3 separate regions of the Homo sapiens genome follow, and all the other regions are linked to region 1. Evidence: read pairs that join two places in POLR2A ChIA-PET (ENCODE). Cell type or tissue: PC-9. All regions are shown on one strand. Each heading gives the region's core, and the rest is flanking DNA. Links, peaks and the distances in the headings are about the cores only.

Region 1 (10,324 bases), core at 1,189-9,188:
AGATGTGTTAATTTGCTAAAGCAATGAAACCACATTTGGTACAGCAGCTGCAACTGGAGTCACCTCTTGGTTAGGCTTATGAGAATCCACTGTCATTCTGCAAGATCCATCTTCTGCACAGGCCAAATAGGAGAGTTGAACAGGGATGTGGGAATCACTACCCCTGCGTCTTTCAAGTCCTTGATGGTGGCATTAATCTCTGCAGTCCCTCCAGGGTTGTGATACTGTTTTCGATTTACTATTTTTCTAGGTAGAGGCAGCTCTAACGGCTTCTGTTTAGCCTTTTCCACCATAATAGCCCTCACCCTACCAGTTAGGGAACGAATGTGGGGGTTCTGCCAGTTGCTAAGTATGTCTATGCCAATTATGCATTCTGCCACTGGGGAAATAACAGGATGAGTCTGGGGGCCCACTGGACCCACTGTAAGTCAGACCTGAGCTAAAACTGCATTAATTACCTGACCTCCATAAGCCCCTACTTTAACTGGAGGACCACAGTGACACTTTGGGTACCCCGGAATCATTGTCAGCTCAGAACCAGTGTCCATTAGTCCAAATGTCTGATCATTTCCCTTTCCCCAGTGCACACTTACCCTGGTAGAATGTCAGAGGTCTCCTTGGGGAAGGATGAGAGAAAGATCCACTGCGTAAATTGTTGGTAATGTGGTGGGGTCCTTCCTCAAGGGGACCCGGCCTCCCCTTCCTTCAAGGGGTTCTGGGTCTGTAAACTGGCTCAAGTCTGGAAATTGATTGAGGGGCCGTGATTCTCTGTTTTTATAATTCAAACTAGTCTTTTGTGCATTAGACCTGGAAGTTTTCTGTTTATATAAATTAAGTAGGAATGCAGTAGGCTTCCTATCAGTTTCACTTCTAGGAACAGCATGATTAATTAGCCAATGCCAGAGCTCTACGTGAGTCAGACTATTCTGATTGCTGCTTTGTCTCTACCATCCATTACAGTAGCTACGAACACCTTGTCTTTGACAGTTGAGTGCCGCCACTTGGCCCCTGCCACCTAGGGATCCAGTTATTCCCATTGTATTTAAATTTTGTAGTTGAGTGATTGCAGTTCCCACTGTTAGATTTGACATACAGAGACAAGCAATTACAGGGCTCTTCAAAGATGCAGATGCTGCCCTCACAAATCTGTTTTGCAAAGCATTGGTCAAGGATATATCTTCTGGACCCTCCCAGCTGGGATGAGTAGGTCTAAAGTGCCTAATCCACTCCACCATCCCAATCTCCCTAAGCCTTTGGATCCCTTACTCTACATTAAACCAAGGGAGATCAGGCATTTCCAGCTCACTCATAGTGGGCCATCTTTTAATCCATATTTCAGCTAACCAAGCACATAAACTATTAGAACCTTTTTTAACTCCCCGAGCTGCAACATTAAAAGCAGAGTCCCTACTTAGTGGGCTCAAATCAATAAATTTAGCCTGATCCAACTCTATGTTCCTTCTACCATTATCCTATACCCTTAATATCCATTCCCATGCCTATTCTCCAGATTTCTGTTTATATAAATTAGAGAACTCAAGCAGTTCTTTTCAAGTGTAGCGCACCTCATCACGTGCCACAGTCTCAACCTCACCTCACCTGCTGGGACTTTAGTCCAGTTATAGGTCTAGAAGCAAACAGGGGTGTTGGGGGTGACTCCTGAGGAGAATCAACATTATCTTGCCTGGCAGCTGCCTCAGGGGAGGCCATCAGTGTTGCCTCAGGCAGTGCAGAGTTTATCTCAGACAAAGGTGGAAAGGCTGATGGCAGTATGGGTTAGGGAGGGGATGTTGCCACTACTGGGGATGGGGAAGCTGTTCCTTCTGGCAAAAAAAGTTCATCAGAGTTTACAAGCTCAGTGTCCCCAGCTTCATCAGGGTCCTCCCACACGTTCCCATTCCAAGTTGCAGGGTCCCATTCTTTTCCCATGAATGCCTTCACTTTAACAAAAGACACCTGGCGAGGCTGTGCATGCACCTTTTGTTGCAGGTCAGCCACTCACATGATAAGAGCTTGTATCTGTTTTTCCACAATTTCAGCTCTTTCTCTGCCAGAGATAAGACTCTCACTCAGGACAGTCTTAGCAGATTTGAGGCTCGGTGTCTGCTTCTGAAGGGAGATTCTACCCAGGAGGTAGAATCCCTGAGTTCGTCATTTTCATTCATCACTTTGTCCACTGAACTTAGGAGCAACCAACCAGCTTCATTATGTCCCTTGGTTCTCCACATATGGTCAAAGGTATTATGTATAGAGTCACTAAACTCCTTGCCTCTCATGAGCGATGAATCAGGAGTGTCAAATGTGTTTGTTTTGCATAACTTTCTAAACAGTTCATGCCAAGGACTATCAGTGTTCTCTACTTCCATTATCAGTGGAGGCCTTAGCATTTTTGGGTCTAATCATATTAAGCAGCCAACTCCAGAAACCCCACGACAAATGAAAGAATGCCATCCTTACTATTCTGTTCCTCTAGAACCACTCCTGGTACCAAAATCCGTATTAGGGTTCCTAGATGGACAGAACTAACAGGATGTATGTATGTATGTGTATATATATAAAGGGGAGTTTATTAAATATTAAATTACATGATCACAAGTTCCCACAGTAGTCTGTCTGCAAGCTTGAGGAGCAAGGAGAGCCTGTCAAAGTCTCAAAACTGAAGAACTTGGAGTCTGATGTTTGAGGCCAGGAAACATCCAGCACAGGAGAAAGATGTAGGCTGCGAGGCTAGGCCAGTCTCACCTTTTCATGTTTTTCTGCCTGCCTTATATTCACTGGTAGCTGATTAGATTGGTCCACCAGATTAAGGCTGGGTCTGCCTTTCCCAGCCCACTGACTCAAATGTTAATCTCCTTTGGCAACACTCACAGCCACACCCAAGATCAATATTTTGCATCCTTTAATCAAGTTGACACTCAGTATTAACCATCACATGGCCATTCTGCCTGGAACTAATTTCTGCTCATTTTCAGGTCTCAGTATAAATAACACTTGCTGAGTGCAGCAGTCTTCTTTGACCCTTTCTGAATGCAGTTCAGTGTTTCTAAGTGTTCCCATTGTACCCTGTATTTCCTCTAACATATAGCACATTTCTACCAAGGCTGTCAGACTCCTGTGTTCTCTGAGGACTTAGGTGCTGTGTGTTGTGTTCATTCCTGTGTTTGCTGTGCGTGGAAGAGAGCAGGTGCATAAGAGATGATCATTCAGTGAATAAAAGAGCATGTGAACTCGAGAGGAGCAGTGCCCAGAAGGAGGAGGCATGGTCGGCCAGGGGAGGCAGGTTGGATTGTGGTTGAGAGTACAACCCTCGTCAGATAAACCCTTGTCAGGTAAAGCCTTTCAGGTAAAGGCTTGAGACCCATTTCTTTTAACCTGGCTTACTCTCATTTTCCTCATCTCTAAAATGAAACAATAATAGTAGTTAACTAAGCTCTGAATAATAAATGAGATGATGTGTAGAGACAGAATCTTTTGTAGCCTTCTGGTACTTACAGCACTCATTACTTAGTATTCTAGTTATTTTTTGTCATCTGAATTTCGTGAGGGCAAAAGTCAATCCTTTTTTTTTTTTGAGACAGGGTCTCACTTTGTCGCCCAGGCTGGAGTACAGTGGCACAGTCATGGCTCCCTGCAGCCTCAACTTTCAACCAATCCTCCCATGTCAGCCTCCTGAGTAGCTGGGATAAGTGCATGCCACCACGCCTGGCTAATAAAAGTCAATTCTTATTCATCATTTTATTATTTATTTTTTGGAGACAGAATCTTACTGTCACCCACACTGGAGTGCAGTGGCATAATCACAGCTCACTGCAGCCTCCACCTCCTGAGGTTCAAGGTGATCCACCTACCTCAGCCTCCTGAGTAGCTGGGACTACAGGTACATGCCACCATGCCCTGCTAATTTTTATATTTTTTATAGAAACAGGGCTTCGTCATGTTGCCCAAGCTTGTCTCGAACTTGGGCTCAAGTGAACCACTTGCCTTGGGCCTCCCAGAGTGCTGGGATTATAGACATGAGCCACTGTGCCTGGCCTTATTCATCATTTTATCCTTAGCGTTTGGTACTTAACATGTTCAGGAGCTATTTGTTGAAATGAATTGGTATATATTAGAGATGGGTCATTTTGCAACTCTGAGTAACCAGATACACAACTTAAATATTGACTCAGGCCCATTGGAGACCTGTGATTTTGGGCCACTCCTCAGAAACATAGTTCTGAGAAGCGATTAGGTTGGCAACTTTTTTGATGCTAGACCAGCTGTGTGATATGGGTTCCAGCAGGTGTGTCTCCTTTGGGCCATAAGCTTGCTAAAGAATGGGTGGCAGTTCTCAAATTCTCATCTCTTGTCTGGCCTAGACATTGCCAGAATGGGAGTGCTTCTGGCTCAGCATGGGTGAGGTTCTTAGATAATGTGGGGGTAGACACAGCTGTGGGTTCTGGGAATTGCTGATACTCGCAGTGGGATCCAGAACAGATGTAGCCAGTTTCTTTTGAACTGTAGGGGAAAACTTGCGGAAACTGGAAGACTTATTTTTCATGTCTTCATCTTTTTTTAAAAAATAAAATAAACAAATAAAAAGTAGCCATAACATTGGAGTAAATGTTGAAGTAAGGAATTAACAGTGGCGGGGCAGGGGGCTCACACCTATAATCCCAGCACTTTGGGAGGCCAAGGCAGAAGGATCACTTGAGGCTGTCATGCTTCTGTTCCCTCTTTTTTTTTTTTTTTTTGAAATGGAATCTCGCTCTGTCACCCAGGCTGAAGTGCAGTGGCACATTCTTGGCTCACTGCAACCTCCGTCTCCCAGGTTCAAGGAATTCTCCTGCCTCAGCCTCCCAAGTAGCTGGGATTACTGGTGTGTGCCACCACACCCGGCTAATTTTTGTATTTTTAGTAGAGACGGGGTTTCACCATGTTGGCCAGGCTGGTCTCAAACTCCTGACCTCAAGTGATCCACCTACCTCGGCCTCCCAAAGTGCTGGGATTACAGGCGTGAGCCACTGTGCCTGGCCCATGCTTCTGTTCTAATTGAATTTAAGCCCCACTGAGATATTCTAGTTTAGAAAACCTGGACGTGCTGTGATCCTGGTGCCAGCAGTTTTTGCCTTTCCTTTGTGCCATAATGGCAAGCTTTGTTCAAATTCAAATGGAGCAGCAAGAGGTGGTATACAAAGCACAAAGACCATTTTTAACTGATGCATTTGTTGAAAATTTCCATAATTTTCAGAGTTAGTTTTTTAAGAAAAGTCTGTCAGCCTAACCAGTAGAACCAGTTCTGCTTGAGTATTAAAGAACTATACCTTTTCTACCTTTTTGCTGCACATTGAACATGATAGTTAGTGGAATAAGTGAGGAATGTTACCTCGTGTTTCACAGCTGCAGAAGTAAGGTTGTCAACATCTACTAACTAGGTAGTTGGTAGGGAGTGTCAGAGTTAAAGGCGCAGAGGCTTAAGGGCAACTCTAGACCCTTCTGTAAAACTAGTTTATGGTTTAAGAAGCTCCCACCACCCCAAAGAATAGGGATAGTACACAGGCAGCTCTCACTGGATGCTGATTGAATTGGCTGTTAGATCCTGGGATGTGCTGGGCCTATCTACTGCTCTCTCTGAAAAGGCTTCACAAGTAATAGTCTTTCCATTAAGCTTTAGAGGAATCCTCCGTTTTTCAGTATATTGCAATATGAGTAGAGCATTTGGTGATGCCATCCATATTAGTGGCTAAGCCTAGCTATTGTTTCTTTTCTATTCTTTTTTTTTTTTTTTTTTTTTGAGACAGGGTCTTGTTCTGTCACCCAGGCTGGAGTACAGTGGTGCAATCATAGCTCACTGCAGCCTTGACCTCCCAGGCTGAGGTGATTCTCCCGCCCCAGCCTTCTGAGTAACTGGGACTACAGGCACATGCCACCATGCCTGGCTAATTAAAAAAAAAAAAAATTTTTTTTTGTGGAAATGGGGTTTGGCCATGTTGCCCAGGCTAGTCTCGAATTCTTAAGCTCAAGTGATCCGGTCCATCCACCTTGGCCTCCAACAGTGCTGTGATTACAGGCATAAGCCACCGCGCCTGGCCAAGATTATATACTCTTGAAAGGAAGCAAGAATTGCTCAGGCATACATACCAGTGTTATTCATGGTTAGAGCCTTTCCTGGAGTCCCATTGAACTCTTGAGTCAGTTGGCTTGAAAATTAGAGACTCATGCCTCAGAGGACCCAGTGGAGTGAGTCATAAGAGGTAACACTTTCAGTAGGTGTTGAGGAGCCTCAAGGTTCTTCTCCATGCAGCTGGCCAGTGTCACTTAGGTTGGGTGTAGGTGTCTTTTGTTGTTGTTTTCCCTTTAGCTTCCCTTGGCCTCTCTATAACTCTCATTCGAGGCTTTCCCTGGTCACTTTGTGTTGCTCGCTTTTACCTGGTTTCAGGTGGATCTAGCAGGTACTTCACTGATCATTCTGCCTTGTTTTTCCTTTTTCCTTTCATTCCTTCTTTCCACATGACAGTGTGGCATTGAATAAGAATGCAGACTGGGCCAGGAACGCAGACTGCGCACAGGGTTTGACTTTCACCTGTGCCACATACTAGCAGGGTGTCTTCATCTGTAAAATGGAGACAATCATGGGTATAATAACTCTATTGCAAAGGTTTGCTGTGAGGATTAAATGAGTTAATAAATAAATACAAAGCTTTTTAGACAGTAGCTGGCACTTAGAGCCCAAGAAATGTTTGTTATTATTCACTTCTCAACCTCAGTAAGGGCTGGCCCTGTACCCACTTTGGAAAAAGGAACAGTAGACTTTGGCGTTCACAGATTGGACATCTGTGATGTCTACAGTCCACAAGTGACTCTTGGTCACAGTGTAGTAATTTGTAATGCCACTAAGAAAGAGATTATATTTACTCATTCAATTGTAAAGTTTGGACAGCCTTTAATCACTCACCCAACAAATTTGCCAATGAAAACAACAGCTTATACACATTCAGAATACAGCATGGTTAGGAGTAGGATGCACATAGGGGAATTTCAGGGGAACCCACTCCAAGATCCACATGTAGGACTCAGCACATCCAGATACGGGTGCTCTCGTACCTTGTTGGTATCCACCTCTGCTCTCCTTCATTCAGCTATGTTCATTCTCCTGTGATCAACAAGCAAAGAATGGTAAATCCGTTTTCTCTTAAGAATATTGAAATATATTAGCTCCATATTTGTCAGTTCTTTCTTTGTTTTTCTTGTGGAGTTCAAAAAGCGATTGTGAAATATAGGGATGAAGAGACTACAGACATTGCCAGTGAATACTCTCCGTTCCGTCCTTCCTACCCACCCAAACAGGTAACTTGTGAAAATCAAATTCAAAGAAAAACTCCAATTAAACTTATTTTTGAGGCAAGGATTTCTTTATGATTCTTATTTGTATACCCTGATTTTTTGGAGTCCTCTAGGTTATTTCTCTTCTTGGGACTGGTTTGGATTTTTGTTTGAGGGGGGAAGCAGTTGATAGTGGTGATGATGGTTATTTGTTTTTTACCTGAGTTGATTATCTGTAAGACTTGCATAGTGTATATTTATAATTTTTTTGAAGTGTTAACCAGAAAGGATTAGATACTCATGATGATTTTTATTTTTTATTTTATTTATTTATTTATTTATTTATTTATTTATTTATTTATTTATTTTAGATGGAGTCTTGCTCTGTCGCCCAGGCTGGAGTGCAGTGGCACAATCTCGGCTCACTGTAAGCCCCGCCTCCCGGGCTCACGCCATTCTCCTGCCTCAGCCTCCAGAGTAGCTGGACTACAGGCACCCGCCACCACACCTGGCTAATTTTTGGTATTGTTAGTAGAGACGGGGTTTCACCAGCTAATTTTTTGTATTTTTAGTAGAGACGGGGTTTCACCATGTTAGCCAGGATGATCTCGATCTCCTGACCTCGTGATCCGTCCGCCTCGCCCTCCCAAAGTGCCAGGATTACAGGCATGAGCCACCGCACCCAGCCTGATGCTCGTGATGATTGAGTACAGTGTGGCACCTTAAATTCCAGTGCTCCAGTGGTTATATAGGTTTCTATTCTCAATTTGTTACCACCTTTTAGCAACTTGATCTACTGTCAACAAAATTAGTAGCTGAGAAAGCTTTTTTGTGTGTGCATGCCCAAGCAGGTCCTTCCTCTCGGATGTGGTCTCTTTTTTTTTTTTTTGAGACGGAGTCTCGCACTGTCTCCCAGGCTGGAGTGCAATGGTATGATCTCAGCTCACTGCAGCCTCCACCTCCCAGGTTCAAGTGACTCTCCTGCCTCAGCCTCCTGAGTAGCTGGGATTATAGGCATGCATCACCATGCCTGGCTAATTTTTATATTTTCAGTAGAGACGGGGTTTCAGCACGTTGGTCAGGCTGGTCTCGAACTCCTGACTTTGTGATCCACCCGCCCCAGCCTCCCAGAGTGCTGGGATTACAGGCATGAGCCACCACGCCCGGCCCAGATGTGGTTTCTTAAGAAAGCCATTGGTCTACTTTTTTGGTCTTGCAGAGGGTTCAAAGTGCTTTCTATTGCAAAAGATAAGATGCATAATGACCAGACATAAATCATGGTGTGCTGCTAGAAGATAAATCCTATTAATAGAAAAATGCTATTTCCTTTACCCTGGCTTCAGATATTCCTAATGTAGTTAAAGTCTTACAGATTTAGGGCCAACTTCAGTGTTGCTAATTTCAGGAATTCCTGATCCACAGAAAAAAGAATTGTGAGCCTGAGTAGAGTCAATTTAGTTTAATATGGGAAACAAGATTGGGAGAAAAGTAGAAGTTACTAGTCTCATGTAACAGTTTTTTTTGTTTTTTTTTTTTTTTTAATGATAGAGTCTCCTTCTGTTGCCCAGGCTGGAGTGCAGTGGCACGATCTCAGCTCACTGCAACCTCCACCTCCCGGGTTCAAGCTATTTTCGTGCCTCAGCCTCCCGAGTAGCTGGGATTACAGGCACATGCTGCCGCATCCTGCCAATTTTTGTATTTTCAGTAGAGACGTGGTTTTACCATGTTGGCCAGGCTGTTCTCAAACTCCTGGCCTCAAGTGATCCACCCACCTCAGCCTCCCAAAGTGCTGTGATTACTGGTGTGAGCCACCACACCCTGCCGAGAGATTCTTGAATAATTCCCCTACTCTTTGTTTACTCATGAAAGGAAATCAAGCAGAAGCACAGATCCTGCTACCCCCAACAACTATAACAAATTACATGACCAAGTACCTGTGTCACCGAAGTTATGTATGTATCTCTTAAAGCTCTCATACTAGGTAGTATTGTTTCCATTTTAGTATATCGGAGGAAACTGAAACTGACACTCAGTCAGTTTAAATGACAAGACCAAAGTCACATCTGTGGATGCCAGAGCCATATTTGGACTGTGGCCCCAGGTCGGTATTCTTTCTGTTTTTAGTACATGCACAGAGAAAATATTGGAGAAACATAGAGAAAGACAAAAACTTAAATTATTAGTACTATGCTGTATAAAAAATACAACTTTCTACTTAAAAAAATTTTGTTTTAAGATATACATGGATACCTACCTAATATGTAGATGCAAATTCATTTTTCTCCCTCAGATTTTCTACTTAGCTGGAAAAAAATGAGTATTAAGTGTTCATTCTAGAAAAGTAGGGCAGCTTTTAGGAAATGAAATGTCTGTGTTATGTCCTTTTAGCACTGTGTCAAATGCAATGGAAAGAAATTGTTTTGGAACCTTTAGAGATGTTGCTTCTTAGAGTTTGTCCCTCTGGCTGGATAAAATTAATCTGAGAACAACAATTTCAGTTTTTGATTTAAAGCTGATAGGAGCATTTATAAGCATTTTGACCTATGAGAGCTTCATTGTACCCCCACACACCCTAGTTCTTTTCAAGATCTTTCTGGCAGGGCCCTACCCTTTTTCTACCTCTCCTAAGGTGCCCCAGGATCATCACACATTTGAGATGATGTGCACTCTGAATGTGAACTTGGTAAGAGTCCAAAGAATTGACTTTTCAAGAACCAGTGAAGTAAATACCACCAGGCTGCCTCTCAGCAAGTCCTCAAGAGTGGTAGTTGACTTTAACATCCATGTGCTTTTGTCCTGTATGTCCCCAGCCCCTAGACTGCGGACTGGTACTAGTCTGTGCCAGCACTGCAGGAGTTGAATGTAGGAGTAGGGGGCAGCAAGGATTACCTCCTGAGTTCCACCTCCTGTGGGATCAGTGGCGGCATTAGATTCTTATAGGAGCATGAACCCTATTGTGAACTGCACATGCAAGAGATCCAGGTTGCACGCTCCCTATGAGAATCTAAGTAATGTCTAATGA
Region 2 (10,324 bases), core at 1,546-9,545, 170 kb after region 1:
TCATCTCAGCCCATTGGGTCCCAGGATGATATGCTTGACTGTTGTAAATTCTGCACAAATGTCATATATTCTGTAACAGCATCAGTAAAGTGGTGGTATTAATATTCATGACCTTGCGGGCTATCCTTCAAAGGGGTATGGACGGTAACATGGTTTAGTTAAGCCGGTAGTCATACTTTCTCAGCCCAGAATTATATAGATATTTACTCCTGATAGAACAATTGGTGTAGTGTGGCTACCTTATACACTGATGTGCATTTTACTTTTTGCACTTTTTGCACAACTTTATGTTGTGGAGAGATTTCAGGGTAAGTACACATCATTCTTTTGAATGGCTTTGTTGTATAGCTTAGTTAAATCTCCCATTAATGGACATTTAGATGATTCTCATATTTTACATTATTACACTATTGTAGCATACTTTTTTATGTCTTTATTTCTCATTTCTCTAGAAGGATTTAATAGAAATGGATTTGCTCAAATAATATACCTTGAAAATGTAAAAGATAAAGCCAAATTGATTTCTAAGCTTTATGGTAACTTACACTTCTGACAGTAAGGTGAATGCTGGTTTTCCTATACCCTAGCCAATACTGCAGAGCAGTGGTCGCCAACCTTTTTGGCATCAGGGACCAGTTTTGTGGCAGACAGTTTTTCCATGGACCTGGGGTTTGGGGGGTGGTTTCAGGATGAAACTGTTCCACCTCAGATCATCAAGCATTAGTTAGATTAGGTGCACAATAGGGTTCGAGTTCCTATGAGAATCTAATGTGGCTGCTGATCTGACAGGAGGTGGAGCTCAGGTGGTATTGCTCGCTTGCCTGCTGCTCACCTTCTGCTGTGTGGCTTGGTTCTTAACAGACCACCATTACTGGTCCGTGGCCTGGGGGTTGGGGACCCCTCTGTGGAGGATATCATCACTCCTAGTCTATGTTCATTATTGAGGGGTTATCATTTACTGCCTTTTGGTAATTTGTATTTTTCCTGTGAATTACCTGTTCGTGTTCTTTATTCATTTTTCTGAAGGGCATTGATCTTTTTATGTACTGATTCACGAGGACTTAAGCCTATGATGCAGTTGTTTTCCCAGTCTTGGGAGCTGGCAGATGGTAAGTTTTGCTTTTGCTTTCTTTAACATTCAGAAAAGTGTAAGGTGCAGTGCTTGAGCATGCAATTTGTGGAGATCCTTCTTCTAAAGAGATGTCTGGTGGTCAGATTTGATATATATTAACTTTGGGAGGGTATGATCAAATTTAAAAATGGAAAAAGTCGAAATGTCTAGGTTAAGAATATGTATATAAGCATTTCATTAAAAGTTTTTATGATTAAAATATAAATGGAAAATCTCAAATATTTACATTAATTAATTTAAGGCACCCATGTTTACAGCCATTACCCAGGTCAGGAGATAGAACCTTGCCAGCTATACCCTGAAGCTGTTCAAGTCTTTCTCCCAATTACAGTCTTCATAAGAGTAAGTACTGTCCTGACCCAGTGTGAATCTTTAATTGTATTGTTTTGTTTCATTTGATATGTCTTTTAAGTTTTTTTTGAATCTGTAGGTTCTTCCCCCATCTCTCTCTTGTTTTTCCTTTGCAAAATATTTGTTGATGAAATTGGATCATTTGTCCTGCAGAGTTTTCCAAGGTTTGGATTTTGTTGATGGTTTCCACAAGGTGTGATTTAAGGTGTTTGACTTCTACACTGCATTTCCCAAGAATTGGTAATTGGCTCTAGAAGCTTAGATTCAGGTTTGTTTGTGTAGGCAACACTAATCAGTGGTGGTGTATGCTTCCACCAGGAGGCACATAATGTCTCATATTTTCCTTTTGTGATGTTAGCAGCCTTGCTTTTCAATTCTTATTTATTGGGGTTGCAATGTGATATTTTAATAATTCTTTTTTTTTTTTTTTTTTTGAGATGGAATCTCGCTCTGTTGCCCAGGCTGGAGTGCAGTGGCCCGATCTCAGCTCACTGCAAGCTCTGCCTCCCTGCCTCCCAGATTCACGCCATTCTCCTGCCTCAGCCTCCCGAGTAGCTGGGACTACAGGTGCCTGCCACCATGCCCGGCTAATTTTTTGGTATTTTTAGTAGAGATGGGGTTTCACCATGTTAGGATGGTCTCGATCTCCTGACCTTGTGATCTGCCCGCCTCGGCCTCCCAAAATGCTGGGATTACTGGGATTACAGGCGTGAGCCACCGCACCCGGCAATTATTTCTTTTTCTTTTTTTTTTGAGTCAGAGTCTCACTGTGTCGCCCAGATTGGAGTGCAGTGGCGTGATCTCTGGCTCAATACAACCTCCGCCTCCTGGGTTCAAGCAATTCTTATGCCTCAGCCTCCCGAGTAGCTGGGATTACGGGCGCCTGCCACCATGCCCGGTTATTTTTCTATTTTTGTGTTTTTAGTAGAGACAGGGTTTCACCATATTGGCCAGGCTGGTCTCAAACTCCTGACCTTGTGATCCTCCTGCCTCAGCCTCCCAAAGTGCTGGGATTACAGGCTTGAGCCACGGCGCCTGGCCCTCATTATTATTTTTTTTTTTTAGCTAGAATATTTCTATAAAGAGACGTGTTATCTACATTACGTTTTACTATAATTCATAGAGGGAAGGTAGAATAATTCTTACAGTTTATTTACCTATTTTCAAAATACAGCTGATTCCATGGCACCCTCCAAAAATAACTTTAATTTTTAAAGTATTATGAACTTATGGAAACACATTCTGTTTAAATTGACAAATAATAATTGTGTATATTTATGGGTATAATGTAATGTTTTAGTCTTTGTACACATTGGAGATTCAGTCAAGCTTATTAAAATAACCATCACCTTACCAACTTATATTTTTGTGGTAAGAATACTAAAAATAGTCCTTTTTAGCAATTTTGAAACACAATACATTATTAACTGTTGTCACCATGCAATGCAATAGATCACTAAAACTTGATTCCTCTAGTCTGAGACTTTGTATCCTTTGAACAACGTTTGTTTCCCTATCTCTCCCCTTCCCGTCAGTTTCTAGTAACCATTTTTCTACTCTTTTTCTATGAGATTGGCTTTTTTAGATTACACATATAAGCGAGATCTTTTTTTTTTTGTCTTTTTTGTGCCTTATTTCACTTAGTGTAATGGAATAATCATTCTTTTATGTGTTTTGGTCTACAGTTATTAGCCCTATTAATGCTCAAAATGCCCTATCTTTGGCCAGTGGAACTCTCTTCAAGGATCTGGAGTCCTTTTGATAGTTTTAGTAGTCTTTGATAACTTCCTGGTATGGCTCAGATGTTTCAGGTTCATTTTGTATATTTCCTACCCTGTATCTGGAATCATCTATTTTTCCAACAAGCCATGTTTCTTTTAGCATGAAATGGTACTTCGAGACCGTAATTTGGGCTTTCAGAATACTTGTTACTACTGCCTTGGTCATTGCTTCTGGGGGAAAATCTTATGTGTGTTTGTGTGGTGTATGTATGTGTTTATGAAAAGTACCTCACAGAGTTTCAGTGCGGGAAGTTAAAGTGGCAGGGATGGGGCTGGGTGTGGTGGCTTACGCCTGTAATCCCAGCACTTTGGGAGGCCGAGGTGAGTGGATCACCTCAGGTCAGGAGTTCAAGACCAGCCTGACCAACGTGGTAAAACCCCATCTCTACTGAAAATACAAAAATTAGCCGGGTGTGGTGGTGGGTGCCTGTAATTCCAGCTACTTGGAAGGCTGAGGCAGGAGAATTGCTAGAACCCGGGAGGTGGAGGTTGCAGTGAGCTGACATTGCACCATTGCGCTCTAGCCTGGGTGACAGGGCAAGACTCCGTCTCAAAAAACAAACAAAAAGTTGCAGGGATGGATGGTGGTGATTACACAATGTCAGTAGACTTAATGTCACTGAACTGTGTACTTAAAAAATGGTTAAGATGGGCCGTGCGCAGTGGCTCATGCCTGTAATCCCAGCACTTTGAGAGGTTGAGGCGGGTGGATCACAAAGTCAGCAGTTCAAGACCAGCCTGGCCAAGATGGTGAAACCCCGTCTCTACTAAAAATACAAAAATTAGCTGGGCATGGTGGCGGGTGCCTGTAATCCCAGCTACTCGGGAGGCTGAGGCAGAGAATTGCTTGAACCTGGGAGGCAGAGGTTGCAGTGAGCCGAGATTGCGCCACTGCACTCCAGCCTGGGTGACAGAGCAAGACTATCTTAAAAAAAAAAAAAGTTAAGATGGTAAACTCCATGTATATTTTGCCACAATAAAAAATGAAAAATAAAGTGCCTTATGATTTTACATTGACAATTCAGATGGAAATGTATTTATTTATTTTTTTGAGAACAAGATCTCACTCTGTTGCCCAGGCTAGAGTGCAGTGGCCTGATCATGGCTCGTTGCAGTCTCAAACTCCTGGGCTCAAGTGATCCTCCTGCCTCAGCCTCCCAAGTAGCTAGGACTACAAGCATGTGACACCATGCGTGGCTAATTTTTAAATTTTTTGTAGAGATTGAGTCTCACTATATTGCCCAGGCTGTTCTTGAACTCCTGGCCTCAAGTGATCCTCCTGTCTTAGCTTCCCAAAGTGCCGGGATTTTAGGTGTGAGCCACCCCACTCAACCCTCAGATTCAAATTTACAATTTATAGGGTTTTTCTGTCTTCTACTTTTCTATATCAAGAATGATGGAAATTACTGACAATAAAATATCACATAGTTATTCATTTGCTTCCACATAAGACATTCTCAAAATAATAGTATTAGCACTATACCAACAATTTGATTACTTAAAAATGAGTTTTTAATAAGACTTTTTTATATGCTTGCTCCGTTCACCTCCGCCACCACCCTTTTTGTAGTTGGGCTACATCTACATTGTAAGAACATGTAGTCATTATATACTTTAATCTTTTCCTTTTAACCCTTCCTTTAGTCTCAGCTCTTCAGGTAAATACCTATTTAGTGCTCATCACCATTCCCAGTGTCACTGCCTGGCCATCATTTTGATTGCCTTGCTCATTTGTTGTTGGATTCTTCAGAAAGGGTTTGTGAGAATAATAGTCCTGAATTTTTGTATGCTGATGGCAGTTTATCTGCAGCCTTTTATTTGAAAGTCAGTATGTCTGGATAAAATTCTTTTTTTTTGAGTTGGGAGTCTCACTCTGTCGCCCAGGCTGGAGTGCAGTGGCGCGATCTCGGCTCACTGCAACCTCTGCCTCCCAGGTTCAAGCGATTCCCCCGCCTCAGCCTCTAAGTAGCTGGGATTACAGACATGCGCCACCACGCCCGGGTAATTTTTGTATTTTTAGTAGAGACCATGTTTTACCATGTTGGCCAGGCTGGTCTTGAACGCCTGACTTTGTGATCCGCCTGCCTCGGCCTCCCAAAATGCTGGGATTACAGGTGTGAGCCACTGTGCCCGGCCAATAAAATTCTTAAGTCACATTTTCTTTGGGTAACCAAAGTATGTTCTTAGCATAAAGCATTGCTGTCAAACAATACTAGGATTATAATATGATAATGATTTTCTTTCTCTCATAATTGCCTTGCTGTTTTTGCCTGGATGCTCATGGGATATTTTCTCTCCGGTATTTTTCCAATGTTACTAGAGTGTGTTTTTGTCTTGGTTGTTCTGGATCAGTATTCCCAAGTACATGGTGTGATCTTTCAACATGTAGTGTTGACCATTTTTTAATTCTCAATTTCAGGAAAATTAAAATATTTAGTCTTCTGTTCACTTGTTCAGGTTTTCCTTTTGAGGGACTCATTTTCCATCTTTGTGTTTTGCTGGGGTTTTTTCCTCTATTTCTTACTGATGTTTAAACATTTGTCCCCTTTTTCTCTTCTCTTTCTCTGAAGGCATTATTGTGGTTTATTCACTGGAAATGATCTTTCCACATGACTCATCTTTTCTGAAATTATCTTAGATTTTTTTTCCTGAGTTTTAATACCTGATTTCTGAGTCTTTCTGGTTTCGGTTTATATTATTCATATTCCAGGTCATTTTCTTGATATATTTTATTTTAGCTCATTCTTAGGTACTGAGTTATAGTTCTCACTGGTTTTGTGGGCATAGCTTTCTGGTGTGCTTTTGTTGTCTGTAGGGATTATATTTGTTCCTTATACTTTTTTTTTTTTTTTTTTTTTGAGATGGGGTCTCACTCTGTTGCCCAGGCTGCAGTGTAGTAGTGTGGCACAATCATGGCCCACTGCAGGCTTGACTTCCTAGGTTCCAGCGATCCTCCCACCTCAGCCTCTTGAGTAGTTGGGACCATAGGCATGCACCACCAAGCCTGGCTAATTTTTTGGTATTTCTTGTAGAGAAGGGGTCTCGCCATGTTACCCAGGCTAGTCTTGAACTCCTGGACTTAAGCAATCCACCTGCCTCAGCCTCGCAAAGTGCTGGGATTACAGGTGTGAGCCATTGCACTCAGCCTCTTTTTTCTTATAACTACTTTGTATGGGATCTAACCCAAGATTATCTGCTGTTACTCCTTCTTACATGAAATTGCCTTTCCTGTTCTTTTAGAAGAGAAAGACTTGAGTTGGAGTAGCTTAACTTTAGCCTCTCCCTCTTCTGTTTTGTGGAGTGAAAAGACCTGTATCTGCTCCCCTCATATACTTTTAACTGAATCTTATTTTTTATCCTTGCTCTTGTCCTGCTCAGTTTGGATTCTATTTCCCATAGTTTCTCCTTAGCATGGGGTTTTGAGAGTTCATAGCCCGCATCAGCCCTTTCCTCCTTCATCATGGACTTCACACACTTGCCCACTAGGAGAAGATGAAAACTCTTCCACGCCCAGCTGCTGCTGTCCTGCTGGTCCACTGAGCTTTCCTGGTGATTTTGCGAGGTCATGGGGCCATCACATGCTGTGTTGCTTCCTTCTACTTCTCTTGTACAGATGGTGATTTCAAATTGGTCTTGGTGGTGGTGGTGGCATTTCCCCCACACACTTGTATATTTTGGAGTTTGTGGGGATACCTTTGTATCTAGTTTTATTGTGGATGTTTACTGTGTTTTTCTATATTAACTGTGTGTGTGTGTGTGTGTGTGTGTGTGTTGTGTGTTTCCCGGGTGTGTTAGTGGGGATATGGGGAGAATAGAAAACTATGCCAGTGTTCCTGGCATCTTGCTTGAATCCACTGGGATAGCCCCCGGTAGTTTTTAGTTTGTATATAGTCTGGTTAAATTGTGAGTCTATTGCTTTGTAGATTCTGAATTTAGCTTCATGCTTAGAAGAGCTTATTCACTTTATGATTAAAGGAATATATTTAGGTTTTTTGGGATTGTTTTTGTTTTTGTTTCCTTTCTTGCTTTTAAATCTTTGACCCTTCTGGAATTTTATTTTGATGTCAGGGATTTTGTTGCAAATGGACTAGCTTTTTCCTCTCTCCAAAATACCTAGCCAATTTTCTCAACACCAGTTATTGAATATATTGAATAATCGGTGTGTGTGGTGTTTTGTTTTTGCTTTGTTGCTGCTGATTTAAAATGCCCCTTTTTTTTGAATTTGGAATTACTATATATTTGGGTCTGTGTTCTAGTGGTTTGTCTGTCTAGTTCTATAGTAGAGGAGCCAACATTTTAATTATTACAGCTTTCTGATAATATTTTAATACTAGTTCCCCTCTTACTCTGTCTTTTCAAATTTCTTGTGGCTATTTTTGTGTGTTTATCCTACCAGATGAACTTTAGGATAATTTTGTCAGGTTAAAGAATTTGAGATTATGATTGGACTTATAAATTAGCTTGGGGAGAATTGAGATCTTTATAGTATTGAGTCATCCTGTCCAAGAAGCTATACATATATTTACCCCCCTTTTTTTAGTTATCTCTTACATCCCTTAATAGAGTTTTATAATATTTTTAGGTCTTGGCCAGTTCTTGCTAAGAATAAATTTATATTTTCAGTTGCTGGCATTCATAATAGAGTATTTCTCCCATGGTATATTCTAACTGGTTATTATTTATAGAAGAGCTGGTGGTGGCTCACGCCTGTAATCCCAGCACTTTGGAAGGCCGAGGTGGGCGGATCACAAGGTCAGGAGATCGAGACCATCCTGGCCAACATGGTGAAACCCCGTCTCTACTAAAAATACAAAAATTATCTGGGTGTGGTGGCATGTGCCTGTAGTCCCAGCTACTTGGGAGGCCGAGGCAGGAGAATGGCATGAACCCATAAGGTGGAGGTTGCAGTGAGCTGAGATCGCGCCACTGAACTCCAGCCTGGGCAACAAGAGTGAGAGTCCATCTCAAAAAAAAAAAAAAAAAGCTGGCCGGGCACGTTGGCTCACTCCTGTAATCCCAGCACTCTGGGAGGCCAAGGCAGTTGTATCACGAGGTCGGGAGATTGAGACCATCCTGGCTAACATGGTGAAACCCTGTCTCTACTAAAAATACAAAAAATTAGTAGGGCGTGGTGGCAGGCACTTGTAGTCCCAGCTACTCAGGAGGCTGAGGCAGGAGAATGGTGTGAACCTGGGAGGCAGAGCTTGCAGTGAGCCGAGATGGCGCCACTGCACTCCAGCCTGGGCGACAGAGCGAGACTCCGTCTCAAAAGAAAAAAAGAAAAAAGCTGTTGTTTTGGTGAATGTTAATTTTTGTGGCCACCATACTGAATTTTACTATTTTAATAGTTTTTCAATTGGAACTTTTGTGTTTATATGTACCCAAGTTTTGTCATGTGCAAATCATAATACTTTTGCTTTTGTTATTTATAGCTGTTTTTAAGAATTTTACATAATTGGGCCTGGTACAGTGGCTCACACCTGTAATCCCAGCACTTTGGGAGGCTGAGGTGGGAAGATCACCTGAGAGGAGTTCAAGACCAGCAACATAGAGAGGCCCTGTCTCTACAAAAAATAAAATAAAATGTTACCTAGTTATATTGGCTTATACCTCCAGAACATTGCTTTTCAACAATCATACTTTTGAGCATCCTGTGCATGTGTATTCCTGACGAATGGGAATGTTTCTGGAGTTCCTCCATTAGAGCATGATGTAGGCTTTAGTGTCTGTTGACATCATCCATTCATTCAGACAGAGCTTCGCTCATCACCCAGGCTGGAATGCAGTGGCACGATTTCGGCTCACTGCAACCTCCACTTCTCGGGTTCAAGCGATTCTCCTGCCTCAGCCTCCCGATTAGCTGGGATTACAGGCGCATGCCACCACGCCCTGCTGATTTTTGTATTTTTAGTAGAGATGGGGGTTTCACCATGTTGGCCAGGCTGGTCTCAAACTCCTGACCTCAGGTGATCCACCCGCCTCGGCCTCTCAAAGTGCTGGGGTTACAGGTGTGAGCCACTGCACCTGGCCTCTGGACATCTTTCATGAAGATTCTTTTTCTCTTTTGTCCTGTTAATGTAACATACTACATCTATAGATTCTTAATTTCAAAGTGTTCACATATTCCTGGAATTAACATCAATTGTGCATATTTTCTTTAATGTACTGCAGAATTCTATTGGCTAACATTTAATCAGGATTTTTCAAGTTCATCTTCAATGTCACTTAGATGTCTACAATTTTATTTGACTTGTTGCTTCTAATGTGGCTTTGGTTTGGTAAGGTGATTGTTTTAGTTTTACTTCTACCAGATCTGTATTAATCTCATTAAGTTTTCTTACTGCTCTTTTGAACTTGTGCTGCTTAGAAGCCACGTTTACTTAAGTACATTGAGAGTACAAAACAGTTTATATTTAGAATTTTCCCGAGTCATCTTCCAAATTATATATTTACTTCTTTTTTTTTTTTTTTTGAGACAGAGTCTTGCTCTGTCACCAGTCTGGAGTGCAGTGGCGTGATCTCAGCTCACTGCAAGCTCCGCCTCCCAGGTTCAAGTGATTTTCCTGCCTCAGCCTCCTGAGTAGCTGGGACTACAGGCACGTGCCACCATGCCCAGCTAATTTTTGTATTTTTAGTAGAGACGGGTTTCACCATGTTGGCCAGGATGGTCTCGATCTCTTGACCTCGTGATCCACCCGCCTCGGCCTCCCAAAGTGCTGGGATTACAGGCGTGAGCCACCGCGTCCGGCCTCCAAATTATATTTTTATCTGCCTTTTGCATAATTGTATTTCACTCCTTGTATTCTCCTCCCTTCTCTTCACCTGTTCTGAATTCGTAAGTAGGACCCTTGCTGAATTTGATTGTTCAGTGGGGATAAGTGAATTCTACTAAGCCTGCCATTTGCCCAAGATTGATCAGTGGTGGATCCTTTATAGCTCTCTGTGTTTAAGCATTGTTCAAATCGTCTCTTAGGACAAGAGAAGGAAGTTGGGGACTAGCTGATTTTAATCTTTGAGATACCCAGCTGTTTTGAAGGGATCAGGAGGCTGTGTGGAGTGA
Region 3 (10,324 bases), core at 1,058-9,057, 58 kb before region 1:
CATAGGCCCATAGCCTTATTTTACCCAGCTTCTATTCAAGATGGAGTTGCTCTGGTTTGAATGCCTCTGACATATTTTCCCCCTGCCTTTTATAAGAAAACCCTTAATCCTGAGTTCTAGAGGGACAAAGATCCATCTTCTGTAACTTCTTCAGGGTGAGTAAGGGCAATGATATTCCTGGTTAACAAATTAGGGTCTCTTGTATTTGTGGTAGAGAGGCACTCAGTAAGAAAGCATCAGTATGGTGAGGGCCATTCATAACTTTGAGTTCCAACAAAAGGTAATATCTAGAAGATTAATAAGTGTTCAATTTAAGAAAACATTCAGTAAGCTTATCCTGCATTCCTACACAAAGAGTACAACAGCAATATATTCCACAACAGTAAAGCAAAATAAGTAAAATTATCCCAAGTAAACTAAATAGAAGACTTTCCATGAACTGGGCAACTGTTGGAACCAAGCTGATACAGGGTTGCCAGCTGATTCCAATATGTGCCTAGAATTAGAATACTTATCCAGACTTTTTTCACAGTACCCATCCATCTCTCTTGTTTCTTCTAAGCTGTAGCCAAAGATCACTGGTTGGTTCACAGGAATAAGCAGTCGGTCTAAATTGCAGAATAAAAAAAAACTTAAAAAATACTGATGAGACTAGAATCTAATCACAGGTGTACCATTGTTCTTGAAACCTGATTTTTTTCTCTTTCCAGTCTTCCATTTTTACTAAAGACAAATCATACTAAGACCGATTTGCTTGCAAAAATAAGCTTTTTTGAAAAGATAAATCAGGTAGAGAGAAAACAAATATACTCCAAATTTTGTTCATGGGAATATACTTTACTCAATTGTTAAAAGCTGTAAATAGCTCAAAAGAAAAGTTGTCTTGACTCCGAAAAACAAAACAAAGGATTAGCAATATTTTAAGCAAAAGGTCAAAAAAGATTACTTCAGTCTTCCATTAGTTCAGTCCTTGAAGTTAACTCCTGTTGATATTCATGAACATTTCAACTCTCCATGAGAGTCCTGAAAGTTTTTTCCTCTATTCTAGTGTAACAGTCTTCAAAGTTGTCAGGAACCTGCATTCAACAGCACTTGTCAAAGTCCTACAGCTAATTATACACCACCTTTTGAAGAGGATTAAAACAAAACAACAATAGTCTGTGGATGACAAAAACTCTTAGACCAGCCATTATTTAAGCCACAATGGATTAGGAATTTTGGTTACCTCTATGGTACACAATAATTTTACATAACAATTATAATTATTAATAACATACACTATGTCATATCAGAATTATAGGAGTTTCCCATAATTTTGGAACACATACCAATAATGTATTTATACAAATATAGTGCAAAGAAAGCCACCATTTCATATTTGGCAATGCTTCCTATATGATTTTTATACCAAATAAACCAGTTTCAGCTTTGCATTAATGTACTATTAATGTTAAACCCAATTCTTAATAAAACCTTGGCTGGGTGCAGGGGCTCATGCCTGTAATCCCAGCACTTTGGGAGGCCGAGGCAGGCGGATCAACTGAGGTCAGGAGTTCGAGACTAGCTTGGCCAACATGGCAAAACCCCGTCTTTACTAAAAATAGAAAAAAATTAGCTGGGCGTGGCGGTGGGCACCTGTAATCCCAGCTACTCAGGAGGCTGAGACAGGAGAATCTCTTGAACCCGGGAGGCAGAGGTTGCGGTGAGCCAAGATCACGCCATTGTACTCCAGCCTGGGCAACAAGAGTGAAACTCTGTCTCAAAAAACAAACAAACAAAAAACAAAAAACAAAAAAAAACATTAATTTTTCACAAACCTTCAGATTTATCCTAACTTGAAACAATCATTTAACCCTTTAAGCAAAAAAAAAAACCCCACATTCCCATGCCTTCTTAAAATATTTTACTTGGGGTGGGTGCAGTGGCTCATGCCTATAATCCCAGCACTTTGGGAGGCTGAAGCAGGCAGATCATGAGGTCAGGAGATCAAGACCATCCTGGCTAACACGGTGAAACCCCATCTCTACTAAAAATACAAAAAATTAGCCAGGCGTGGTGGCAGGCACCTGTAGTCCCAGCTACTCGGGAGGCTGAGGCAGGAGAATGGCGTGAACCCGGGAGGCGGAGCTTGCAGTGAGCAGAGATCACGCCACTGCACTCCAGCCTGGGCCTGGCTGACACAGCGAGACTCAGTCTCAAAAAATATATATATAGATAGATATAGATAGATAGATGATAGATAGATGATAGATAGATAGATGATAGATAGATAGATAGATAGATAGATAGATAGATAGATATAGATAGATATTTTACCAAAAACACATTTCACTTTTCTTACACACCTTGCATGTAAAACTGTTTTTACTTCCCAAAAATTACTTAAGTCACATGAACTAAAAGACATTGCACCTTTTACTTTTCTGACGAAATATTTGAATTAAGCTCTTCTTATTTTATAAGCCAATTAATCAGCTCTTTCATATATAAACATCACACACAGCACATATAAATAGGTAGAGAGAAGAAGATCCAGTAGTTGTAAGATTTTTCATTTGCCAGTTTCTTTTTTTTTTGAGACGGAGTCTCACTTTGTCACCAGGCTGGAGTGCAATGGCACGATCTTGGCTTACTGCAACTTCCACCTCCCAGGTTCAAGCGATTCTCCTGTCTCAGCCTCTTGAGTAGCTGGGATTACAGGCAAGTGCCAACACGCCCAGCTAATTCTTGTATTTTTAGTAGAGACGGGTTTCACCATGTTGGCCAGGATGGTCTTGATCTTTTGACCTCATGATCTGCCCGCCTTGGCCACCCAAAGAGCTGGGATTACAGGTGTGAGCCACTGAGCTTGACTTTTTTTTTTTTTTTTTTTTTTTCGAGACAGAGTCTTGCTCTGTCCCTAGGCTGGAGTGCAGTGGCACCATCTCAGCTCACTGCAACCTCCACCTCCCAACTTCAAGCGATTCTCACGCCTCAATCTCCTGAGCAGCCGGAATTACAGGCGCTTGCCACCACGCCCAGCTAAATTTTTTTGTTTTTTTTTTTGAGACAGAGTCCTGCTCTGTCTCCAGGCTGGAAAGCAGTAGTGCGATCTCAGCTCACTGCAACCTCCACCTCCCAGGTTCAAGCAATTCTCCTGCCTTAGCCTCCCAAGTAGCTGGGACTACAGGCATGCGCCACTACGCCCAGCTAATTTTTGTATTTTTAGTAGAGATGGGGTTTCACCATGTTGGCCAGGCTGGTCTCAATCTCCTGACCTCGTGACCTGCCCCCGCCTCAGCCTCCCAAAGTGCTAGGATTATAGGCATGAGCCACCAGGCCCAGCCAATTTTCTGTATTTTTAGTAGAGACAAGGTTTCACCACGTTGGCCAGGCTGGTCTCAAACTCCTGGCCTTAAATGATCCACCTGCCTTGGCCTCCCAAAGTGCTAGAATTACAGGTATAAGCCACCTCACCCAGCCTCATTTGCCAGTTTCTTAATTGGATTATGGGCTTCAGGGTAGAGCCCTTGGAGGGAAAGGCCAGGAAAGCATACAGTTTCTATGACAGGCACAGCTGGAAGACAAAAACAGACCCCCAAAATGAAGGGTCCCATTTTTATACTGAATCCTGGATCCCCAAAAGAGAAACGCAACAGAACAAGACAATGCAAAGATTTTACCGTGCATTTCTTTGAGTCTCACTCTGTCGCCCAGGCTGGAGTGCAGTGGCACAACTTCGGCTCACTGCAACCTCCACCTCCCAGGTTCAAGCAATTCTCATGCCTTAGTAACTGAGATTACAGGAACGCACTACCATGCCTGGCTAATTTTTGTATTTTTAGTAGAGATGGCGTTTTACCATGTTGGCCAGGCTGGTCTCCAGCTCTTGACCTCAAGCAATCTGCCTGCCTTGGCTTCCCAAAGTGCTATAATTAACAGGCGTGAGCCACCATGCCTGGCAACTTACATTTCATTGCAAAACAATCTGAAGCCAGTTAGCCCATTCCCCATGGGAGTCTTATCTCTCAGTGTTGGGGTTGGGATATTGCCCTACCTTCCAGGTGGCCAACAGCATGCTTCTCTAATCCAAACGTACAAAGAGCTGAGTATCCTCCCATAACTGCCATTAGCCATCCCCAAAGTATATTTCCTACCTAGCTATTACATATCAAAGCACTCTCATAATGTAAAATAATTTCTGATACCCCCCAAAATAAAAAACGACAGATAATGCAAAGCAAAACAGAACAGAGCCTTAGATTTTGAGAAGGATCTATTCACTTCTAATTCCCGGGATTTCATGAGGAAAACAGATGTTTTTCTCAAAACAGGGTCTGTAGCACCTCCTCTGTTTTTCCCAAGGAGTCCCAGACTGTTACAGCTTGAATAAGCTGACTTTTATCCATAGAGCTCTTAAAAAAAAAAAGTCCTCTTAAATCTCTTATTGCCTGACTTTAGCCAGGCTACACTGCCAATATTTCTGGCTTTTGAATTTTACCAAAAGTAACCTCACAGGTTACAGCATTGGGCAGTTGCCATTGCTCTTCCCAGAAGGGGCTTAGAGCAGCCAATTTTGAGCTTGCAATGACTTTTAACTGCTCAAGATAATCTTTAGAGCTTACTATGACATGAATTCCAAATTTGTGGTCCACTGAATGGCAGAGACCAAAAGAAAGTGCTGCCACATGGTTACAAACTCAAGCCACTCAGAGTGGGGTGAAATGACCTTCTGACCAGGAATTTCAGCATGTGGTCTCTGGGCAAGATCAAAGAGCAGACAATTGCCCTCAGTAATAGAAAAAATAGAGAAAGGGAAAAAAGCATTGCCTGCCGCAGGGTGGGGAAGGCAAGGTCAGAGAAACACCCACCCTCTGCAGCAACGCTGAATCAAAAGTCAGACAGCCACTTGTCACTAGCAAAGAGATCTTCTCCAGCATCCCATTAGCTCTCAAGTTTCCCCCTTTGGGAAGAAAAAGGTTCTCTATGTCCCATGAACCTGCACATGCCTAGTCCCATCACCCATAGGTGTCACTTCCCATTTTTGTCTATAAATCTTCTTCCACCACTTGGCTGTGCTGGAGTCTCTCTGAATCTGCTGTGATTCTGGGGGCTGCTCGATTCGTGAATCATTCATTGCTCAATTAAACTCCCTTAAATTTAATTTGGCTGAATTTTTTCTTTTAACAGATGGTACCAGAAGTGGATAATTACTTGGCTTGGATCCAGTGAGATGCCTCTTACAACTGACTGAATCAGAAAGAAACTGGTGGTAAATGGTAATATTACAGGGGGTGTAAGATTTGACTTTTAAAAATTCACGGGGATGTTTGCGTTCTACCCCTTTGTTTCATTTTTCTTATATGCTCAGGTAGCAAAAAAAAAAAAAATCATTGACTGAGTTAATCAAGGGCACCTGAGAGTAAAGCCAATATTTTAGGTAAAGGTGGGATCCTTAATTTCTGGAAAACTGAGCTCCTTCCAACTTACACGTTAAACACAGAAAACAGCATAGTCTTACAGAAATGATGAAATCTTACTAAAGGTAACTTACAGTGGAACATTCTGAATGAACCACGACAGACTGAAGTACATTTAAAAATGAGGACTCCCAAAAATTAAAATCTGCTAACCTTTTAACTTAGTTACTATCCCCATCTAAAGGAAATAGACTGCAGCACCAACTGACTGACTTTGAATAAGTAATGGGGTACATTTTACCCGAGTAAAGAATGGCACTGGGTTAGAGGCCCTCCGCTCAGTAAAGTCCCTTTTGGTTAAAAATGGGTTAAAGATGACAGAGCCTTGCCAGTTTAATATTTGATGCCTCCATGCAGCCACTTGGGTGGCAACTTGCAAAATTGAGAGGCTTTTGCCTGTGGTTCCATGAGACAGAAAAAATATTATTTTCCTTTGTGTTGCAGCTTGGCCCCCAGGGCCGTGGTGCAGCCAGCAGGTCACTAGGGCCACTTGGGGAAAGGGAACCCGGAAGCCCGACATGTCAGCAAAAGAGTAAAAATTTCTTACCAGTCAGACTGCTGCCTCTCTCTCCCTGTACAAACTGGTTGAATGAATGATAAAAATCATTATCTCCTGTGAAGTTTTGATTAATGAAAAAAGGATTTATGAGGCTACTCTTGAACTATAGCCAATCTGGTAAGCTTTATGTGTCTTCCTATATCGTTCTGTCATAAAGAGGAGTTCTTTTTTTTTTTTTTTTCCAAGATGGAGCCTCGCTCTGTCACCCAGGCTGGAGTGCAGTGGCGCGATCTCAGCTCCCTGCAACCTCCGCCCCCCCGCAGGTTCAAGCGATTCTCCTGCCTCAGCCTCCCGAGTAGCTGGGATAACAGGTGCGCTGTAATTTTTGTATTTTTAGTAGAGATGGGGTTTCACCATCTTGGCCAGGCTGGTCTTGAACTCCTGACCTCATGATCCACCCGCCTTGGCCTCCCAAAGTGCTGGGATTACAGGCGTGAGCCACCGCGTCCAGCCAAGAGGAGTTGTTTAGGATAGAACATGGGCTTAAAACCCCATAAGCCCGCTGCTCAAGATGGCTCAACAAACTGGTTAATAACAAACTTTACTGAAATAAACAAACAAGAAAACTGGATGAGGTCTCCATCTTGTTTTATGTCCTCGGGAATTTGACTTTGTGAGAACATGGCGGTACTTTCTCTTGGTCTCCGCCTTCCAAGGAAGAAGAATTTTAAAGTTCATGTCATAGTTAACTCTAAAAATTACCTTAAGTAGTTAAAAGCCTTTACAAGCTCAAAATTAACTACTCTAGACTCCTTCCGGAAAGGGCAATATAAACCACCCAGTGCTGTAACTCAGTAACTAAGATTTTGTCCTTTCATAGTGACAGCCCAGGTTCAATTCCTGACTTAGAAAATAAGTCCTTTCTTGTTTAATATCTGCATAACCATTACCATTTGTTGATTGTCTTCCCCTTCTGTAACCATCTTGAATTTTCCTTTCTCAGAACACCTGTAAGGTTACTTGGTAAAGTTTAAAAGTCAGAAATATTGGCCATTTGACCTGGCTAAAGTAGGGTAATTTAAAAGAAATTTAAAAGGATTTTTTAAAAAGAGCACTATTGTTAAAAGTCAGCTTAATTAAAAACAGATATTCAAGCCCTAACAGCCTGAGACCCTTTGGGAAAAACAGGAGATGCTAGAGATCCAGTTTTTGGAAAAACCTGTTTTCTTCATGAAATCCCCAAAATTGAAAGTGGATAGACTCCTTTCAAAATCTAAGTCTCTGGTCTGTTTTGTATTACATTATCTGACATTTTTTACTTTTGGGGTTATCAGAAATTACTTTACATTATAAAAGAGATTTGGTGTGTAATAACTAGGTAGCAAATATATTTTTAGGGGTGTCTAATGACAGTTATGGGGAAACACTCAGCTCTACACATTTGTATCAGAGAAACATACTCTTGGCCACCTGAGAAGTATGGAGATGTCTCCACCCCCAGTGAGAATGAGACTCTCATGGGAGATGGACTAATTACAAAATGGATTGATTGGCTTTAGGTTGCCATATAATGAAATACATAGTAGTAACATTACACTGTCTTCTCCAATAGCATTTCGCTTTGTAGGGGGATCCAGGATACAATATGAAAATGAGACCCTTGGCTGGGCACAGTGGCTCACACCTGTAATACCAGCATGTTGGGAGGCTAAGGTGGGAGAATCATGAGGTCAGGAGTTCGAGACCAACCTGACCAACATGGTGAAACCCCATCTCTACTAAAAATACAAAACATTTATCTGGGTATAGTCGTGGGCACCTGTAATGCCAGCTACTTGGGAGACTGAGTCAGGAGAAATGCTTGTACCCAGGAGGCAGAGGTTGCAGTGAGCTGAGATTGCGCCACTGCACTCTAGCCCAGGCGACAGAGTGAGACTCCATCTCAAAAAAAAAAAAAGAGACCCTTAATTTTGGGGATTTGTTTTTGCCCTCCATCTGTGCCTACTTATTAGGCCATAGAAACTACATGCTTTCGTAGCTGTTTCTTCCAAGGACTCTACCCAAAAGCCAGTAATCCAATTAAGAAACTTAAAAATGTAAATGAAAAAATATTACAGCTACTTAATCTTCTTCTGTCTGTGTAGTTATATATGTGTTGTGTGTATAATGTTTATATGAAAGAGCTCTAATTAATTGCCTTAAAGAAAAGTAAGTACGTAAATCAAATATTTTGAAAAAAATAAAAACTATAATGTCTTTTAGTTCACACAACTTTAGTGCTCTTTGGGAAATAAAAACAGCTTTAAAGATTATTGACAAAATAAAAACATTTGATCTAAATTATACAGATTGGATATTAGCTTTACTAAATTCTTTAAGGTCATAAACTGCTTCCTTGACTTTTAAAAATTGTTCAATTTATTTTGGAGTGTTAGATTCTACATAAGGCCTGCAAACATGTGGAATTAACAGTGCTCCCTAACTATACGAAGAAGGTTATAAAGAAAAGAGATTTTATATAAGAAAGACCTTGTATAGTAAATTATTGTCCTAAAATAAAATAACTGGTTATTTAAAAACAGAGATGTTCAGGACAAGTCAAAGTCCAAACATGTCATAGATGGTCTGTGTAAGTCGTGAAAGGATTCATGAAAGGAAATTTGTCCACCAAAAGTAAAAGTTGTTAAGAGTTACCAATAAAACATGTAATTGAGACTGGAGAAATAGGTTCATGCACAAGGTGTGAGAGGAAAGTAAAATATGTTTTTCATAAAAGATTATAAAAAGGCATGAGAATGTAAATTTTTGCCTGATTTAAAGGATGAAAAGATTTTTAAATTAGATAACATAAATCTAAAAGTTGAAGCAAATTGTGGAAAAATTAATCTTGTAAAAAAAATTCTGTGTGCAGCCAGGCGCGGTGGCTCACGCCTGTAATCCCAGCAGTTTGGGAGGCGGAGGTGGGTGGATCACGAGGTCAGGAGATTGAGATCATCCTGGCTAACATGGTGAAACCCCATCTCTACTAAAAATACAAAAAATTAGCTGAGCATAGTGGTAGCTGCCAGTAGTCCCAGCTACTCAGGTGGCTGAGGCAGAAGAATGGCATGAATCCGGGAGGCAGAGCTTGCAGTGAGCTGCGATCACGCCACTGCACTCCAGCCTGGGCAACAGAGCAAGACTCTGTCTCAAAAAAAAAATGTGTGTGTGAACATACTGGCTAAATTTAAAGGGTTATTATTTGGTTTTCCATAAATTGAACATCGAAAAAAAAACACAACAGGGTTTTCTTAAAAACCTGATTTACTCAGCTGGGTGCAATGGCTCATGCCTGTAATCCCAGCACTTTGGGAGGCCAAGACAGGCAGATCACCTGAGGCTGGGAGTTCGAGACCAGCCTGACCAATGTGGAGAAACCCCATCTCTACTAAAAATACAAAATTAGCTGGGCACAGTGGCACATGCCTGTAATCCCAGCTACTCGGGAGGCTGAGGCAGAAGAATCTCTTGAACCTGGGAGGCGGAGGTTGTAGTGAGCCCAGATTGCACCATTGCACTCCAGCCTGGGCAACAAAAGCAAAACTCCATCTCAAAAAAATCTTTCACAAACATTGTAAAGGGTTATAAAAGGTTTATAAAAATCTCACCTCATGGTCAAACTGGTTAAGCATAATATAAAGTGTTTTAAACCTTTAACATCTTTAACAGACTCCCTCAAATCAAATTGCAGCTTCAAAATTGTCTTATCTAACCTCTAACTTTGGGATACTACAGAGGGCCCCAAGACATCCAAAAGAAAGGTAAACAGGATTATTTAACCTACGAAGTTACATGGGAAACATTGTCAAAATAAAAATAATGTTTAACCTTCTTCAGGTTATGTTTTAATGAACAATATTAACATATGTTCCAAAATTGTATGGGATTTCTAAAATTCTAATGTGTCTGAGTATATGCTATCAATCATAATTAGTTATTATGTTAAGTCATCATAGACCACAGAAATAACCAAATTTCCTTGTCAATTGTGTCTTTTTTTTTTTTCTTTTTTTTAAGACGGAGTCTCGCTCTGTCGCCCAGGCTGGTGTGCAGTGGCGCGATCTTGGCTCACTGCAAGCTCCGCCTCCTGGGTTCATGCCATTCTCCTGCCTCAGCCTCCTGAGTAGCTGGGACTACAGGTGCCTGCCACCACACCCAGCTAATTTTTTGTATTTTTTAGTAGAGATAGGGTTTCACCGTGTTAGCCAGGATGGTCTCGATCTCCTGACCTCGTGATCCGCCCGCCTCGGCCTCCCAAAGTGCTGGGATTACAGGTTTGAGCCACCACACCCGGCCTCAATTGTGTCTTTAACTATAACTATCTAAA

The links. Peaks named below come from ENCODE experiments on the same cell type or tissue, not always from the same donor. Only the 100,000 strongest peaks of a DNase experiment are listed, where the experiment ranks them.
Region 2: POLR2A ChIA-PET joins it to region 1 with 8 read pairs; 2 of 35 experiments call an interaction of 5 or more read pairs at or near these places.
Region 3: POLR2A ChIA-PET joins it to region 1 with 5 read pairs; 6 of 35 experiments call an interaction of 5 or more read pairs at or near these places.

What each region holds. Positions count from the first base shown.
Region 1 is chr5:32,279,767-32,290,090 of GRCh38, reverse strand. All of the region lies in intron 1 of MTMR12 (myotubularin related protein 12), which reads left to right. Among named protein-coding and RNA genes, the nearest start is that of MTMR12, 28 kb to the left of the region's middle. RefSeq lists enhancers at 9,246-9,355, 9,376-9,425. In PC-9, for the core only: no CTCF peak of the experiment used is centred there; DNase peaks (open chromatin) are centred at 5,310 and 6,170.
Region 2 is chr5:32,112,645-32,122,968 of GRCh38, reverse strand. No RefSeq gene overlaps it. Among named protein-coding and RNA genes, the nearest start is that of GOLPH3, 57 kb to the left of the region's middle. In PC-9, for the core only: no CTCF peak of the experiment used is centred there; no DNase peak of the experiment used is centred there.
Region 3 is chr5:32,337,670-32,347,993 of GRCh38, reverse strand. No RefSeq gene overlaps it. Among named protein-coding and RNA genes, the nearest start is that of MTMR12, 30 kb to the right of the region's middle. RefSeq lists a silencer at 7,885-8,085. In PC-9, for the core only: no CTCF peak of the experiment used is centred there; no DNase peak of the experiment used is centred there.